2 separate regions of the Mus musculus genome follow, and region 2 is linked to region 1. A link is a loop called in an ENCODE intact Hi-C map of the cell type or tissue named here. Cell type or tissue: left cerebral cortex. All regions are shown on one strand. Each heading gives the region's core, and the rest is flanking DNA. Links, peaks and the distances in the headings are about the cores only. Region 1 holds the start of Gm26744 (a long non-coding RNA gene). Region 2 overlaps Map3k13 (mitogen-activated protein kinase kinase kinase 13).

Region 1 (8,667 bases), core at 168-8,167:
GAATGCCAAAAGAGAAAGAGTATCCGTTTTAAAACAACAGTCCCGGAACAACTGGATACCCATATTCTAAAGTGACATTGAATCCCTTTTTCATGGCATATTGAAAACTTAATTAAACTTTGAGCTAAAAATATAAACTGTTTAGATGCAAACATAGGGATGGACCTTAATGACCTTGTCAGGAAACACTGCCCTTGATATAACATCAAAAGCACAAATAAGGAAAGAGAAACTGAACTTCATAAAAACTTGGTCTTTCATACTTGACACCAAGAAAGAGACCATCCGTGGCTTATGAGAAAATAGTTGCAAGTCACTGAGATCTGCACAGCGTGTATCCAGAGAACAGAAAGGTCTCTCATAAATCAATAATAAAAACATAAGTGGTTAATTTTTAATATATGCAAAGGGTCTGAACAAACATTTCTCTAAAGAAGATATACATATGATCAGTAGACACATCAAACATGCTCGATACCGTCATCCCCTACGGAGATGTCAACAAAGGCACAAGGAGGTGCAATTTCAGATGATTAGGGGATGGTCAGGACATGACAGGTAACGGCTGCCGCTTCCCAGGACTTGGGGAGGTTTGAACTCTTGTGTGTTGCTGATGGGAATGTGCTGCCAACTTAGAAAGCAGTTCAGCATCTCCTCAAATGTTACTGTACAGTTACCATATGACCCACCATTTCTATTCCAAGAAAAGTGGAAAGATAAGCAAAAACGTGTATGTGGATATAAAGAGCAGGAGGATTCCTAGTACCTAAAAGTAGAATTAGCCCATGTCCACGGATGAGTAAAGAGTGGTGATTTAACTATGTACGCTTACATACTATTTATAAAGAGATGAAGTACTGGTATATGTTATGTAAATCAAGGATGAGCTTAGGAAAAAGTGAGGAAAGCTAATTACAAAGGATCATATGTCATGTGACCTCATCTATAAGAAATACCCAGAATAAGCAAAAAGATGTAAGAAGGGAGGTCGATTGGTGTTCGCCTAGTGCTAAGGGCATTGAGAAGTGAGCAAGGCCTGCTAATGAGTGTGGGGTTGCTTTTTTTGTGTGTGATAGTGAAAATATTCTAAAGTTGACCCTGGTCGTGGTGAGCATACTAGAAAATTACCCAATAGTGAAAAAGAAAAGAGGAAGAATGGAAAAGAGAAGGGGAGGGAGAGAGGAAAATTGTGTAGTGAATTATACTGTTAGAGTCAATGTCTAATTTACCTTCTAGACTTCTTGGGAGTGAAAATTGCATTTTCTAAAACCTTAGCTCGTCCCATTTTTTCCCTGAATAATAATTGACATAGCAGGAGTATGGAGTGTGATGTCCTTGGAATAACTTTTTTCCTCTTCAATCAGCAGTGTTCCTAGGCAATGCTCTTTAATTTGAACAAAGAATACAAGTATCAGGCTGCACACTGGGGAGAGTTGATCATCTTGGCTCTCTTGGGTCACATGTGCTCCTCATGTGGCTAGTGAGCGGTGGCACACAGGGGAAGGCAAGTAGACAGGGCAAACCAAGCTGCAGGTTCTGCCACCCACTGCTGGCTGCTGTGAACACATCTGTGGATGTGGCCTCTTGCCCTTGGGGACTACTCCGACACCAGCAACCCAGGACACGGCTTTGGTCTGATTAACTTTGTTTCCTAAATAAATTAATTCCTACTCCTGGAGTAGTTTCAATTTTTAGACAGAAAGGCATCTGTTGATAATCGCTGATACACAGTATTTTATTGTTTGATATTAAACAATTAAAAGCTATTGTTTTATCCCACAAGTACAATATACATGAAAATAAATATAATCTGGAATACCGGCACCAGCGGGGACAGTGGGTTCTAGATCCACTCGGTGCCACAGGGGGACAGTTTTACTTCACTCAATTTATGTGCAAGCTAAATTTCTTTCCTGGAAATAAAGCTCTGATTTAATAAACTATGCATAAAGGTGGGATCTAATGAACATTTCTCAAAATGCCTTTGAATACATAAACTTAAATTTTTAAAAGGTTAAAAAGTTGGTCTTCTGGTAGACTTCAGCAATTTAATGTATCTTTGGAAATACTTTCAACACAGACTTGGAAGGACACAAAATAGAAAAATGCACTATATTGAGATATTGTATCTAAAATAATATTGAATGTGTTCAACTAAGCAAATAAAACAACAAAACATAAAACTACCATTGTCGGGCTGGTGAGATGGCTCAGTGAGTAAGAGCACTGACTGCTCTTCCAAAGGTCCTGAGTTCAAATCCCAAAAACCACATGGTGGCTCACAACCATCTGTAATGAGATCTGGCGCCTTCTTCTGGAGTGTCTGAAGACAGCTACAGTGTACTTATATATAATAATAAATAAATCTTTGGACAGGAGCAAGTGGGGTCCTAAATTTAATTTCCAACAACCTCATGAAGGCTCATAACCATCTGTACAGCTACAGTATACTCATATATACATAAAATAAAAAAATAAATCTTAAAAAAAAAAACTACCATTGTCTGGGCAGTAGGCAGAGGGTTCCCCTTCTGCAGCTCTAGGACATGAGAATACACAGAAAAAAAAAAAAAAAAACCAGAATGACAGCATCCAAGGTTAATTTGAGGAAGAAAATAAAATATTTCAGCTTTGGGTGTAATAATTTTTTACAAAATGGATGTTCATTGGGACGATTAAGAATAACCCTTCCTCCAAAATAATCCACCAAGGAATGATCTGAAAATGGGGACCACAACTTAGAACCTCTGCTTAGGAGAAAAACTCAAAACAAAGCATTGATTATACAAAGTGACTAAGACATGGTTGAGTGACAAGAAATAATGGTGCATGTTCTCTCTCTCTCCCTCTCCCCCACCCCCTCCAAAAAAAAAAAAAAAAAAAAGAAAAATCAAACGCATGTCTCAGAGCAGGACATCAGTTGCTCAAAGTTGGGAAGTGCAGTTAGGTCACCTGTGTCCAGGAACCACCCTGGACAGAACAGGACAGTGCTCTATCTGTTCTCTTGAATGTCACAACTTTCTTCAAAATAAACCTAAGCATTGAAAAACAACCCCAGATACTTCTGGTTAAAACTATGAACAAATTATCACGCCAATTTTACATGTGCAAGACATCAGAACTTCTCTCTATTTCCAAAACACAGTGGCGTAAACTCTTCAACTGGAAGTTCACCTTAGAAAACTACTCAGTTACATTTCTTTACAATACAGTTTTGGAACATGGGAAGAAATAACTTCTTTAGCAATCTTTAAAAATATATCCTTACAATTTAAGGATAATTCCTGTTTAGTCTTCACTACAGATATTCTAGTATAAAAATAATATGTAAAAAATGGCAGCAAATATATATATACAAATATATCCCAAGTGCTCTCATCATAAAGGTTTTTGAAAAATGGTCACACAAGATGTATTTATGGGAACATATTGCAAACACGAGATATTGATGGTTCCACGACTAGGAAACAAAGGCAAGGTGAAGGGTGAGACATGGCAGAGAGGACAGCAGCACAGGAGACAAGTGCCGGGCAAGAGCCTGCTCCTCGCCTCGGTCTCGCCAGCCCCACTTTCTGCAGCTCCTTCCTGGTATTCTCCCAGGCTCCCCCACAACACATCCACATCCCCTGGAAGGGAACTGAATCTCCCTTTAAGACAAACCAAGCAAGCATCCAAAGGTAACGTGCAGAACCGTAATCAAAAAATGTCCACGTCTAGCAGGCAGACAAGCTTAGAAATAACCAGCTGTCAGTAGCTGAGCTGTGCCGGGATTGTGGGGTGGGGGTTGTTCAGGTTTCCTACGAGCTTTTGCTGTCTCTTTCACCTTGGGTCTCCCTCAGTAATATCCGTTTTCTAATAAGCTTAAAGCACAAATAAATTCCCCATCTGTCCTTGTGAGATACATGCTGACGAAACAGGAAAAGAGTGTAATACTCACAACAATGAAGAATTCCTACACATGCTGTTCCATTTTCTTGCTTTAAAAAGATGGAAGGTTAATCTAAAGAGCCTTGCAGAATTGGAAAAATAAGGGGGAGGGGATTCTACCCACACAATCCTCTGGCCCACCGCAAAGGAGCTCAAAGCTTGCTGACGTCACACATTCATGAATGGATGTAAATTGGGCTGGTTTAGGATTCCGCACAGACTTAGTGGCTGTGTGTGCTGTGAAGGAAAAGGTTGGGGGGAGGGAGAGGGAGGGCCCAGAGAATGCCCAGCCAATAGGCTTCAGGCAGGTATGGCCAGCCCTCTTTTAGAAAGAATCTGGTCACAGAATAAACAGAGCCCGCCAATCAGACATCTATCACAGACCAGCAGAGCCACACAGCGCAGAGAGAGAGAGAGAGAGAGAGAGAGAGAGAGAGAGAGAGAGAGAGAGAGAGAGAGAAGAGAAGAGAAGAGAAGAGAAGAGAAGAGAGAGAGAAGAGAGAGAGAGAGAGAGAGAGAACTCAAGTGTGACAACCATAAACACATTGTTCTTGCTATTGAATGAAGGAGTCAAAGTGGAAGTTTAGAAGGATCAATGCTCCCAAAGGTAAAATATTTTTTATTCACTAGAGCTATTAGAGCGATTTCCTTTAACCCTGTCTTGATGTTTAGTAACATGCCTAATGCAATAAAAAGAAATCAAAGTCAGAGAATTCGTTCTTAAGATTGGTGTCAGATCAGCAAGCACACACCCCACAACACAATTTGAAACAACAAAATAACAGAACATGGGTGTATACAGTTTTCTAAGATGGAATTACATAAGCTGTATTGCTTTTATCCCAACATGTTCCTAACCTTTGTTATGTAGCAAAAGTGGGAGGAGAAGGGTAATTTACAGTTAGATTTAAATAAGGGACAGCATTCCCTCATTGATTTTATTCAATGTCTGATATTCAATTAAGACAAGGCTCTAAAAGGACTCCTAGTGAATCTTGAAGCAAAAGATACACTTCAGTATAAACTCTTAGCAGTAAAAACAGCTGTGTTCAGTCACCAAATGGGCTCGTGGCAATTCTTTACTCTTTAAGTTTGTAAATGTTATACCGAAGTAGAAGCTAACGCAACTATCTTCTCCCTAACATGTTGCTTTACAATCACCAACACTTCCCAAGCATTGACCATCATTTGTGTATTTGTAGGATGGTCTCAAATCCTTGAACTGAAGTAAGAACAGAAGTGTTTACTGCAAGGTCGCTGTTGTGAAACGTCTTGTGGCTGGGAGCCTTCACAGGGGGTCTTCTCATGGAGATGCCGTGTAAGGCAGAGAAAGGGGACAGCGTTGTTCCGAGACTTTCCACTACTGTTTCATGCGAGGGATAGACTACTGATGGCACAGAGAATCAACAGATCACTATAAAGAAGGTTGCAGACTATTACTGTGGGAAAAATGGACCAAAGAAGCTTGCTTATCTATGTAAGTTAGGATTGTTCATGGCTAATATTGTATAGAAATGGTGCTAGCAGACCCTGTGTGTACCCCAAAGGCTATGCCAAATATCCATGACACCACGCTTACTTCAGAATCATTGAATGGGAAGAAGACGAAGAATATCCATACTCATTCTCTGGACTTACTGTGTTCTCTGTCAATAAGGTTGGTGAACCAGCACACCAGGCTAGATGCCATATCCTAGCTAGACAAACCTTAATGGCATAATGGAGAGTCAATGCATCCTCCCTGCCAAAAGCACGCTTATTAGTGAAATAGGTAGGAATTCCAACTGATAATGCCAACTCATTGGAGCAAGTGGTTTCTCAATTGATCAAATATTTAGCAACCTCAAAATACGTCATCCATAATATAAATTATGGTGATGTGCCATAACCAAGCTTTTAGAGGTCTAAAAATACTGCGTAGAACTTAGTGGAAATGCTTTACACACTAAAAGAGCAGAATGAAACGGTTTCCATCTGCACGGCACTGCCCAGCTCACCTGTCTTCTAGACACAGGGTGAGGACTGGGGACAGCTACAGAGAACGGGACAGTTACTGCCTGAAGACCAGTGTGAAGAATAGAACTAAACTCAATTCTGCTTAGCCACTCGGGTGTGGTCATGCGTGTCTCTAGCTCCAGCTTTTGGAAAGTGGAAGCAGGAGGATCGTAAGTCCAAGGCGAGAGGAATCTAGGCACAAGGTGACAGTCGCACTCAGGCTCAAGGAGGATGAGAACAAGAGGTAGCAGACACCCACCTTTTCCATTTAGGTTTGCCCTCTTCCTGTCCCCATTTTGAAGGAACTGTCTCTCCTCCTATTTTCAACCTATGTGATTCAGATGAACACCACTTAGGGTTCAAAAGCAAGCAGAGGCACAAGTCTGGCTACCTCATGTCTTTGGTTATGGCTAGTGACAAAGGACAGACATGTGGCATAAGCCAGCCAACACAAACGATCATACTCAGCCTCAGAATCCTTGTAACACTATCGGGGACATTTTTTAAAAATTAGGAAACTAGCCCTAAGGACAACATGAGCAGAGACCTGAATTCTTTTACTAAGGACAAACAACTGCAAAGACAGATTCCCCCACAACAGGACAGAGCATCTAACAGACATGTCTGAAGCCTCTCTCCCCACGTCACAAGGCAACCTTCTAACTTCATCTTTTTAAAAAGCTTAAACCATGTGCTTTACCCAACTCTATAACTCCAGCTCCTCCCCTCAAATGCACCCAAAATATTAACCTTAAAAGAGTCATATACTTTGTATATTTATTTTGAAGAAAAAAGATGCACCCAAAATATTAATGTTAAAAGAGTCATATACTTTGTTTTGAAGAAATAACGTTATTATTGTTTGGAAAATGATAATCTTATTGGATTCACTTTCTCATACACACACACACCTCTCTCTCTCTCTCTCTCTCTCTCTCTCTCTCTCTCTCTCTCTCTCTCTCTCTCTCTCTCTCCCTCCTCCCCACTGATCCCATAGAGTTAAGACAGAGCTGCTTGTGATGGAGCAAGCAGTATGTGGAGGCCCAGCACGACACAATGAGTATCTGCTGGGTATTTTTGAGAGAACATCTTCAGTCACAAAACTGCTAAAACAGCCATATTTTCTCTGTGCATGTTTGTATGCCTGTGCGTATGTGCTTGTGGAACCCATAGATGTCTTCCTCAGTGGCTTGCCACCTTATTATTTGAGGCAGGGTCTCTCCCTGAATCTAGAGGCAGGGTCTCTCCCTGAATCTAGAGCGCAGAATCTGTTAGACTGGATGGCCAGAAAGTACCAGACAACTGCTTGTGTCTGCTGCATACCTACTCCCTCTCCCCCAACTCTACAGTGCTAGGGTTTCTGAGACCACCGTACCTAGAGATGCAACACACACACACACACACACACACACACACACACACACACACACACACACACTGTGTGGGCTAGAGTCATCCCCCATGTTTGGAGATGCACACACAGACTCACACCTGGGTACTGGGCATCCAGACTCTGTCTTCATGATTGAAAGGCAAATACTTCATTGACTCAGCCATCTCTCCAGCCTCTAGAATTTCTTAAAGTAATAAATACACACCTGCTGTGTAACAGGGATACTCCACTCCTAGTGGAGATATAAGGGTTCGAACACAGAATATCATTCAGAACTTTGATTTATTCTTGGACCTCACTCTGCTCCTGGACTGGGAAGTTCGTTTAAAGCACTGCTATTTAGTTGACCACCTCTACTGTTACACCATAACACATTACAGACCATTCAGGTCAAGCGTCTACTCCTGCTGTAGCTTTCAGCACCAGCTAATTGAGCTCAGGCTTGCCAGCGTTATTCCTAAAGAGATCACCTTTACACTCCTTGAGGAAGTGAAAGCAGTGTGTTTTGTTTTCAGTATTGTATGAAAACAGGAAACAAGAAAACAGGAATTTAGAACACATACACACACACACACACACACACAACCTTAGTACAAATAGAAATGCCCAACAAGAAATAACTGCCATGTTCAGTAACCATGAGAAATGTGCTAGTCACATATGCTGCAATTTGGATGTTTTACAACATACCTGAAAGAGTAAAAGAAGCAAAATAAAACAGCAAATTCTTTATATGACTGTTCTGTTGTTACGGTTCCGAGTCAGAATCCCATAGCCCAGACTGTCCTCCAAGCCACCATGTGGTAGAGGCTGAAATGAGTTACTGCTTCTACTTCCTAAGAGATGGGGTTACAGGCATGCACCAACACTCCTAGCGTCCTTTGTGATTCGTGTGCTATAAAGTCCTAGGAAGAGAGTGCTCATTTGAGAAGCCATTCAGTGGCTGTCAGCTAGGGAGAAGCATGGCAGAACGAAATGGCAGTGCTCCACAGAAGCCCTGTGCAATGTTTATGCCCATCACCTTCATGTTGGTGATGGTTTCACAGGTGGATGTTAAAAAACACATCTAAGACACTGACTGCTCTTCCAGAGGCCCTGAGTTCAATTCCCAGCAACCACACAGTGGCTCACAACCACATGTAATGGGATCCGATGCCCTCTTCTGGTGTGTCTGAAGACAGCTACAGTGTACTCATATAAATAAATAAAAATAAGTAAATAAATGGAAGTGTTGCTGTTATTAAAAAAAAAAAATTGGGTCCCGAATCTGGATTCATCTGACACCAGCCTCCTCCACCATGCCGCCCAAGTTCAACCCCAATGAGATCAAAGTCGTGTACTTGAGGTGCACC
Region 2 (8,667 bases), core at 483-8,482, 67 kb before region 1:
CAGGGTCTCTGCTTGAGTTCCTGACTCTAGGTTCCTCTCAAGTTCCTGCTGTGGCTTCCCTGGGCTGTAATCTGTAAATTGACCCCTGCCTCCCCAAGTTGGTTTTGGTCAATGTTTTATCACAGCAACAAAAAGCAGATGGAACTCAACACCCGTCTAGTTCTAGACTAAATGGCAAGCTGGACTTTAGACTTCAGATGGTGACTGATGGGAAACAGCCTAGGAGGACCTGTTCTTTTCTCTCCTTTCTTTTCTCTCCGACCTCTCTCCCAAAGTCTCTGAATCTCCAACTTGGAAATGACTGAACTGTCTAAATAATCTAACACCTCCACCTCTGAAGGTGACTCACAGCAGTGACTTGCAGGCTGCCTGCCCCGGTTTTGGCTCTTGGACTCACTTGCTGGATAGGCTGTCCCTAATTAGTACCACAAAAGGCTAAAGCGAGGTTTGTGCCAGCTGCCCCTGAAATCAGCCTCTAGGCCAGTGAGCAGAAGATGGTCAGCTCGGTAAGCGAATAGACCTGGATGGAGCTCATGGTGTGCCCGTTAGAAGTTAGCACTGCAGGGTTCTAGGCTAGAATGTCCGTTTTCCCACAGCCTTCTTAGCACTCAGGAAATAAAGCAACAGCTGACAAGTGGGACCTCATGAGATGAAGGTAACGGAGTGAAGCCTTCGGAATGGGGTAAGGTAGATTTGACAGGGGTCGGTGTGGAAAAAAACAAAGAGCTCCCAAACAAACAGGAAGTGACCAAATTAAAACAACTAGGCTAAGGGGATGAACAGAATTATCTCCAAAGGAAGACTTACAAATGGCCAGGGCTGGGGAAATGGCTCTGTCAGCACAGTGCTTGCCACATAAGCCTGGGAAATGAGTGTGATCCCCAGCTCCCTTGTTCAAAAAAAAAAAAAAAAGGAACCTCAGCTTGGAGTTGGGTTTGAGGGGGCTTAGGGGGAATGAGGAGTCTGAGACAGGAGGATTCAGCCTAGCCTATTTAGTGAGCTCTAGGCCTGTGAGACCCTGTTTCAAAACAAACAAACAAACACCAAAAACCTTAAAAGCCAATGTAGATGTCATGAGGAACAATAAATAGTCGAGTGAGCTCTCCTCTCTGTATGTGCATACATGTGCAGCTGAACACATGTGCACATCTGTACACACACACACACACACACACACACACACACACACATTAAAACTACTGTGAGTTCCTTCTCACCTCAGTCAGTAACTCTCATCAAGAAAAACAAATGACAGCCAGTGCTGGCCAGGATGTGAGGAGGAACTTATTTACCACTGGCGGGAGTGTAAACTGGTCCTGCCGCTGTGGAGATCAAGAGCTCGAGTCCCCACATGACCAGTTTTACCACTCCTGTGGAAATACCTGACGGACTGCGTGCCCTACCACAGAGAATCATGTGTACACATGTTTACTGCAGCCTCGTTACCCATCCACAGAACAGAGGGTAATGGGAACGAGGTACATGCGTACTGCAGAATTTTATTCAGCTGTAAAGAAAACCGAAATGATGGATAATTCAGGAAAATAGATGGATCTGAAAACTATTAAGGTAACCCAGGCTCAGACACAAACACTCCATGTTCTCTGTCATATGTGAATCCCAGCTTCTGATGTAGACACATGTCTTTATGTGCCAGTGAGCATGTGTAGAGGTCAGGAAATGAGGAAGAGGCCCTGGAGAGTCAGGGCAGGGCTTCTGAGGAAGAAGGGGAGGAGGCTGGGGTTCAAGCAGGGATGAGGAGCAGGAATATGGGAGGTGGAGAAGAAGAGAGAGAAGAGAGTGGTGGCCTCAATGAGATCTGAGAGTGTTTGGAAATGCCATAAAACCCCCTGCTACTTTCTTATTTGTACTTAAAAGTAAAAAACACATTCTTGGCCTGCGTTTTCTCCTTCCTGGGTTTTTTTGTTTTTGTTTGTTTTTGTTTTTGTTTTAACTGCACTTGGTTCAACTCTTACAAGCTCAGGCTTGGGACATTCTCTCCTTCTGTTAACCTGTCTGGGATGGAGCCAGTTCTTCGGCATGTGAGAATTCTAAGGCTCAATAGCATCTGGTAATTCCAAAAGGAATGAAAGGTATCTTAAGATATTTTCAAAGGTGCGAGGCATCGAACTTGGGCTTCGAGCATCCTAAGCGTACTCTCTACAGAGATGTATCTCCATTCTTTAATTCTGAGTTTAAACCAATATAAAGCAAATGTTATAAAAGAGGAAAGAAATCAGGCAGTGATGGTGCACACCTTTAATCCCAGCACTTGAAGCAGAGGCAGGAGGATTTCTGAGTTTGAGGCCAGCCTGGTCTACAGAGTGAGTTTCAGGACAGTCAGGGCTATACAGAGAAACTCTATCTCAATAAAACCAACCAACTAACTAACAGCCGGGCCAACCAACTAATGAGCAAGCAAATGGGGGAAAGAGTAATTTCTTAAAAGTTAAACCCTGATTTTGAACGCCAGTACCCTAAAGGTGATTTCATGTTATTCAAACTACACATCTGGGTGTGATCGAACACACTTGTTATTACCCCAGCTACTTAAGAGTTTGAGGCAGAAGGACATTGAGTTTGAGGCCAGTCTGGGCAACAGCAGAAGAAGATGGAGGAGGTGGAGGAGGAAGAGGAGAAAGAGGAGGAAGAAGAGGATGAAGAAGATGATGAAAAACAAACAACAACAACAAAGTAAACATACTGATAAAAATGCACAGATCACTGTGTCAAAATCAAGACCTGATTACTCAGGTCTGATTTACTCAAGAGGATACTTACTGGTGTTGAAAGAGGCAGAGCAACATGGATGGATAGCAACCCAAATCTGCCTGTCCTTCCTGTATGCTTCTCTAACTTGTATGTGGTGCTCAGATAAAGTGCCTCAGGTAGTAAATGTGAGACGCCTGGGGTCTTCCTGTGTGGTTTCATCTACAGCCCAGTACGCAGCTGGTGAGCTACAAAACAGTCCCCCTGTCCCCCTCCACACACACTCTGAGACCACCTTTCCCAGGTTCCTGATGGTTGGACACAGGGGGCTCACCGCTTAGTCTGCACCCCAGCCTTGTGAGGCACACCCTTCCTTTTCATGAGTTTCTCCATGGCATTCGGGTGGATGATTGGACGGACAGGGTGTCGTTTGTAGGTTCCAGGGTACTTCTTTTCCACTGCTTGCTCTCGCCTGTGGGACAAAGGAAAAAAGACACTCATTGGTTTTGGTAGAATAAAGGCTTGACAGAGATTGATGGAAGACGGAGGCTGTGGAACTAGACAACACCCTCCTAATCCTCACCTACAGAAGAGGAAGAGTCAGAATCTAATAAGGGGTTGCTAACCAGAGCACTACATTAAGTAAGCATCCCCCAAATCACAGGCGGGCACTGGGAATATGGCCCAGAGGTTAAGGGCAGTAGCTGCTCTTCCAGAGGACCTGAGTTCAATTCCTAGCATCCAAGTCAGGCTCAGGTAGTTCACTACTATCTGTAACTCCAGATCCAATGGGCCATAGCACTAAATAGAGTTCTCAAATTGCTGAGAAACATTTAAGGAATGTTCAACACTCTTAGACATCAGGAAAATGCAAATAAAAATCACTTTGAAATTTCATCTTACCCTAACTAGAACAGTTAAGATTATACTCCCCACCCCCAACAAATAATGGCAAATGCTGGCGTCGATATGGGGAAAGGGGGACACTTATTCACTTCTAGGTGAATGTACACTGGTACAATCACCATGGAAACCACTGTGCCACTTCCTCAAAAAGCCAGAAATAGATCTATCATGTGACTCAGCTATGCTACTCTTGGTCATATATACAAGCAATCCATGTCCTGCTACAGAGAGACCCACTCATCTGTGCACATCGCTGCATCAGTCGTAACAGTCAGGAGATGGGAACAGCCTAGACACCCGCACACCGGTGAATGCATAATGAAAAGGTGATACATTTACACAGTGGAATAAATGGGGCTGAGCAGTTAAGAGTGGTGGCTGCTCTAGAGAAAGGGGTTTGATTCTCAAAGTCCACAGGCAGTCCACAGCCCTCTGTAACTCCAGTCCAGTGGATCTGATGTCCTCTTCTGTCCTCTGTGGGCACTGCATACACATGGTACACAGACACAGATGCAGGCAAGATAACCATAATATACAAACAAGTTTTAAAAGAGAAGATAGAAAAATTTCAAAATTGTCAGATAGATATGTTTATTATTTCCAGACCATGGAGGTCGGGAGAACACTGAGGGGTGCAGCCCAGTGGGGGGGGGGCTTTAAAGAGAAAGGAGATATAAACGCAGTGGTATAAAAGCTTGAGGAGGATGAAAGGAACAGGAAGGGTTAAATTGGCATGGGGGATGGGAAAGCTGGGTAGAGGGGGGGATATGGAGAGAGATAAAAAAATCTCTAGAAGCTTCTCGAAACAATTAAATGGAAAACTACCACACACACACACACACACACACACACACACACACAGAGAGAGAGAGAGAGAGAAATATAGTTACCCTATAAAGGTTTGCCAGTGCCCTTACTAGATGCCATGGGCTGGCAAATAAGAAGATGACTTCTGTAGTCTGGAGCCACTGCTCTTGGCTTCCTTCCAGAATGTGACAATAAGACCCCATTGCTGAAGGTCTTGTGTTTGAGTTACATAGCACAGAAACATGAAGCTGACACTGCCCTGGAGGCCCCATCATTATTGGCTAGCTTCCATAGTGCTGGATGGTTCTACATGTGCTACTGGTGGAGGAAGGGAGTTATGGATCTAACCTGCTGTGAACTCTGAAACCTACGATCATGACGGGCCAGCCTGGCGAGGCACGCCCACTGGTGCAGCAGTGGCACAGAGCGCGCAGGGGCAATAGCTGCTTTCTCATTTGGCTTTAGACAAAGCCCACAGCTGGTATCACCTTCAGGCTGAGCATCTCTGGCTAAACTAGAACAGGTCCTAAAGGAGAACCTCCTACTATTCTATTCATTGGACACAGTGTCAAATCGACTCCTAATGACTTCTCTGTACACCTTTAGATTTATGTATCTCTCTACCTCACCTGAGAAGTAGGTAATGATTCATACAGAGACCTGCAGCTGGCCAACATGGAGCGCATAAGAGGCTGTTGTGAGATGTTTCCTACAGGGAACATAAAACATGGTGCCCTCTCCTCCCAAAGGCTCAGAGCTCATGGCAGAAGAAGGAGCAGAAAGACTGTAGAAGCCAGAGGTGCTGAGCAAGCACAAGATAACAGCATCCTCTGGAGACAGCAGGACAGTGAGTGACACACTTGAATCTAAAGTGGATCTGTCAGCATGCACCAGTCCCGTGCAAGCTCAAACCGAATCCTAGCAAGGAGAGAGGAGTCTGACATGGTGACATGCCCCTAAGCCGAGGAGCTGCTGCCTGACAGCTACCCAGGGAGGGAGAGCTGGTTTTCTTTAATGTTGGCCATAGTGGGCATAAAGTTGGATGGGTAGGGAAGTGGGGGGGGGGAAGACCTAGGAGAAGATGGGTAGGACTGAATACCGTCAAAACTCAGCTCATTTTATGAAAACTCTCAAATAACTAATTTGAAAAATGCTTCAAGTAGAAAAGAGGTCCCATTCATATTAATACATATAAAATTGTGAATAAAATGTGTAGTAAATTATCTTTGAAACAGATAAGGGTGTGGCCAGTGCAGAGTATCTTCATTTGCCCACAGGTTCTGGCTACACCTAACAGATACCAGCTCGTTGTACAACCAGGCTGCTACTCAAGTTTAGGCAAACAAACTGAAGGTACTGAATTTAAATTAACTCAACTTTATTCTGTCCTTAGCTCAAACTCCTGCATTAATCTTTCTCTTCCCCAATGTGATAAAGGACTGAAGCTTTGCTTATTTGGGGTCAAGACCCCCTGGTTATTTTGATAGTATCAGGGATCCCTTAAACAGTTTCCAGCAGAACTTTACTCTCAATGGCCAGCAAGTCTCTGCTTATCCACACTAAGTTCTTCCAAACATGAAGCCCCTCTCTGAACTCTGGCAACTGAAGTACACATGCTAGCCCAGGGAGTATGCCCGTACCAGACCTTGCTTGTATGCCTCAGCCAAGTCCTTAAGGAAATGTGACTAATATCTGCATGTGCACTGTAGCGGCCCCACGCAGGAGTGACATGTCCCGTTGACTGACAGACTCCAAGCAGTGAAGATGGACCCCGGGCTGAGTACTCACTTAAGGAGCTCCTTCTCGCGCATCTCCAGCTGCAGCATGATGGCGCTCAGCTCCATGTACAGATTGTTAGCCCGTTCGAGCTTTCTCTCGTAGTGCTCCCGAATATCCAGAGCATGCCTGTCAATGAAAACACAGCATGAGCAAGACCCTAATGACATGTGCAGTGGTTTGCTTCAAGGCACTAGGTCCAGGGAAATCTGAACTGTGCAGTTTATCCCAAGGGCCCCTCCAGCCATAGCATAGAGCCAGGTCGGCCACAGATAAAGAATATATCAGGGTGCACAATTTTTTTTTTGAGACAGGGTTTATCTGTGTAGCCCTAGCTGTCCTGGAACTCATTCTGTAGAGCAGAAATCCGCCTGCCTCTGCCTCCCAAGTGCTGGGAATTGCTGAGTTTCCTGAAGCTTTGAGGTTAAACTGCTCCACCTTCAGAACCACGAGCAGTACATTTCTTCTGTTTATAAATTGCTAAATCTATGGCTTTTTTTTTTTATAGAGACCTAACTGCCTATTACAGTGGAGGCCAGGAGCTAGAGCTTATAAACTCCTGGCCTCCCACGGCACTGAGAACAGTGGAAGTGCTCTAAGACTCTCTGTGGTAAAGGACCCTACAGGTGGGAAACAGTTGAGAGGCGGTAAAGAGTTACACATGAAGGAAGCTATGTGTGTGGGTGTACATGGACCATGGTGTCCATGTGGAGGTCCAAGGTCAACCTCAGCTGTCGATCCTCACCTAGTGCTGAGCAGGGGTCCCTGCTTGCCTCTGCACTGCACACCCCAGGCTGGCTGACTCAGAAGCTTCTGGGAGCCTCCTGTCACTGCCTCCCATCTTGCCCCAGGAGCTCTTGGGTCACAGCTGCCATGGCCTGCTTTGAATGGGATCTGGGAATTCGAATTCAGTTCCTCATACTCCTGTGGCAAGACCTTGTCACTGAACCATTGCTAACTACAGGGTAAGCTTCTGTTGTTCATATGTTAATCTTTTTATTTTTTTCTTTTGTTTTTTTGTTTTTTGTTTTTTGTTTTTTTGAGACAGGGTTTCTCTGTATAGCCCTGGCTGTCCTGGAACTCACTTTGTAGACCAGGCTGGCCTCGAACTCAGAAATCCGCCTGCCTCTGCCTCCCGAGCGCTGGGATTAAAGGAGTGCGCCACCATGCCCGGCTTTTGTTAATCGTTTTTGTTGTTGTTGTTGTTGTTAATCATTTTTTTTTAACTCACACGAAAGTTGTATGTATTTACAAGGTACCAAGTGATATTCTGATATATGTATTTGTTGTACAGTGTTCCAATCAGGGACTGGAGAGATGGTTCAGCAGATAAATGCATGTACTGGATAAATGCTCTTCCAGAGGACCGGAGTTCAGATCCCAGCACCCCATCAGGTGGCTTACAACCACCTGTGCTCCAGGACATGTGATACGCCTGGCCTCTGTGGGCGTCCACACTCATGTGGTCATACACAGACTCAAATATAATTTAAAATAATAAAAGTGGGAAAAAATCAGGGTAACCATGGTAGTCTCCTCCAACAATGATCATTTCTTTATGCTGGAAATATTCCAAATCCGTTCTTCTAAGCTTCTTTAATTCAAAATTAAAAAAGAAGAAGAAAAAAAGAAATCCCAAAGTTTAAGTGTGGTGGCTCGGGCCTACAATCCTCGTATCCAGGAGGCAGAGGAAGGCAGGCTCCAGTGATTTCTAGCAGCATAATCTACATACTAAGACCCAAGCTAGCAAGGACCACACAGAGAGACCTTGCCTCAAATAAGCAAACAAACGACTCCGAGTGAGGGAGGAAGCGAGGTGAGCTATTAAGCTATTATCTTTACCTGTCGTGACGAGAATTGAAGAACTTTCTTCTAATTATAACAGCATCCATTAGTCAGCTTCTCCCCCCTCCCCCGCCCATCCCTCTGCACAACCTCCCAGTCTACAGCAAGCACCATCCTAGTCTCTGCTTCTTTGAGATCAGCCTTTTCAGACTCCCCGGGAAGGCCAAATCTGAGCAACTGAGAAAGCTAGGGGAAAGATGAGGGAGAAGGAAGTGGCGATTCACCAGTGTTCCTGCTCATGTCTGAACCTTAGGGTGAGAAGAGGGGCGGGGTCAGCTGACCTGAGCACTGGGGTGAGAAGAGGGGCGGGGTCAGCTGACCTGAGCACTGGGGTGAGAAGAGGGGCGGGGTCAGCTGACCTGAGCACTGGGGTGAGAAGAGGGGCGGGGTCAGCTGACCTGAGCACTGGGGTGAGAAGAGGGGCGGGGTCAGCTGACCTGAGCACTGGGGTGAGAAGAGGGGCGGGGTCAGCTGACCAGAGCACTGGGGTGAGAAGAGGGGCGGGGTCAGCTGACCTGAGCTCCTCCCTGCGCCGGCGAATCAGTTCTTCATCTAATCGGTGTATACAGGTCCCTTCACTTTTGATTTTCTCAAAATGTTTCTTCACTTCTTCTCTCCATTCAG

Evidence for each region. A loop is a pair of places that touch in the nucleus more often than their neighbours do. Peaks named below come from ENCODE experiments on the same cell type or tissue, not always from the same donor. Only the 100,000 strongest peaks of a DNase experiment are listed, where the experiment ranks them.
Region 2: a loop joins it to region 1, with 2.1 times the contacts of the local background. A loop is called at or near these places in 4 of 42 quality-filtered maps.

Annotation. Positions count from the first base shown.
Region 1 is chr16:21,841,491-21,850,157 of GRCm38, reverse strand. It overlaps Gm26744 (a long non-coding RNA gene), which reads left to right and starts at 4,293. Exons shown (of 2, transcript XR_875951.3): 1 at 4,293-4,534; 2 at 5,130-8,047. It also overlaps a transcript of Map3k13 not described here and the pseudogene Gm5962. In left cerebral cortex, for the core only: no CTCF peak of the experiment used is centred there; DNase peaks (open chromatin) are centred at 3,656 and 4,174; H3K4me3 peaks cover 1,280 bases; H3K27ac peaks cover 712 bases.
Region 2 is chr16:21,908,666-21,917,332 of GRCm38, reverse strand. Map3k13 (mitogen-activated protein kinase kinase kinase 13) reads right to left here. Exons shown (of 13, transcript NM_172821.3): 7 at 8,559-8,667; 8 at 6,211-6,327; 9 at 3,044-3,181. Among named protein-coding and RNA genes, the nearest start is that of Map3k13, 21 kb to the right of the region's middle. In left cerebral cortex, for the core only: no CTCF peak of the experiment used is centred there; a DNase peak (open chromatin) is centred at 3,775.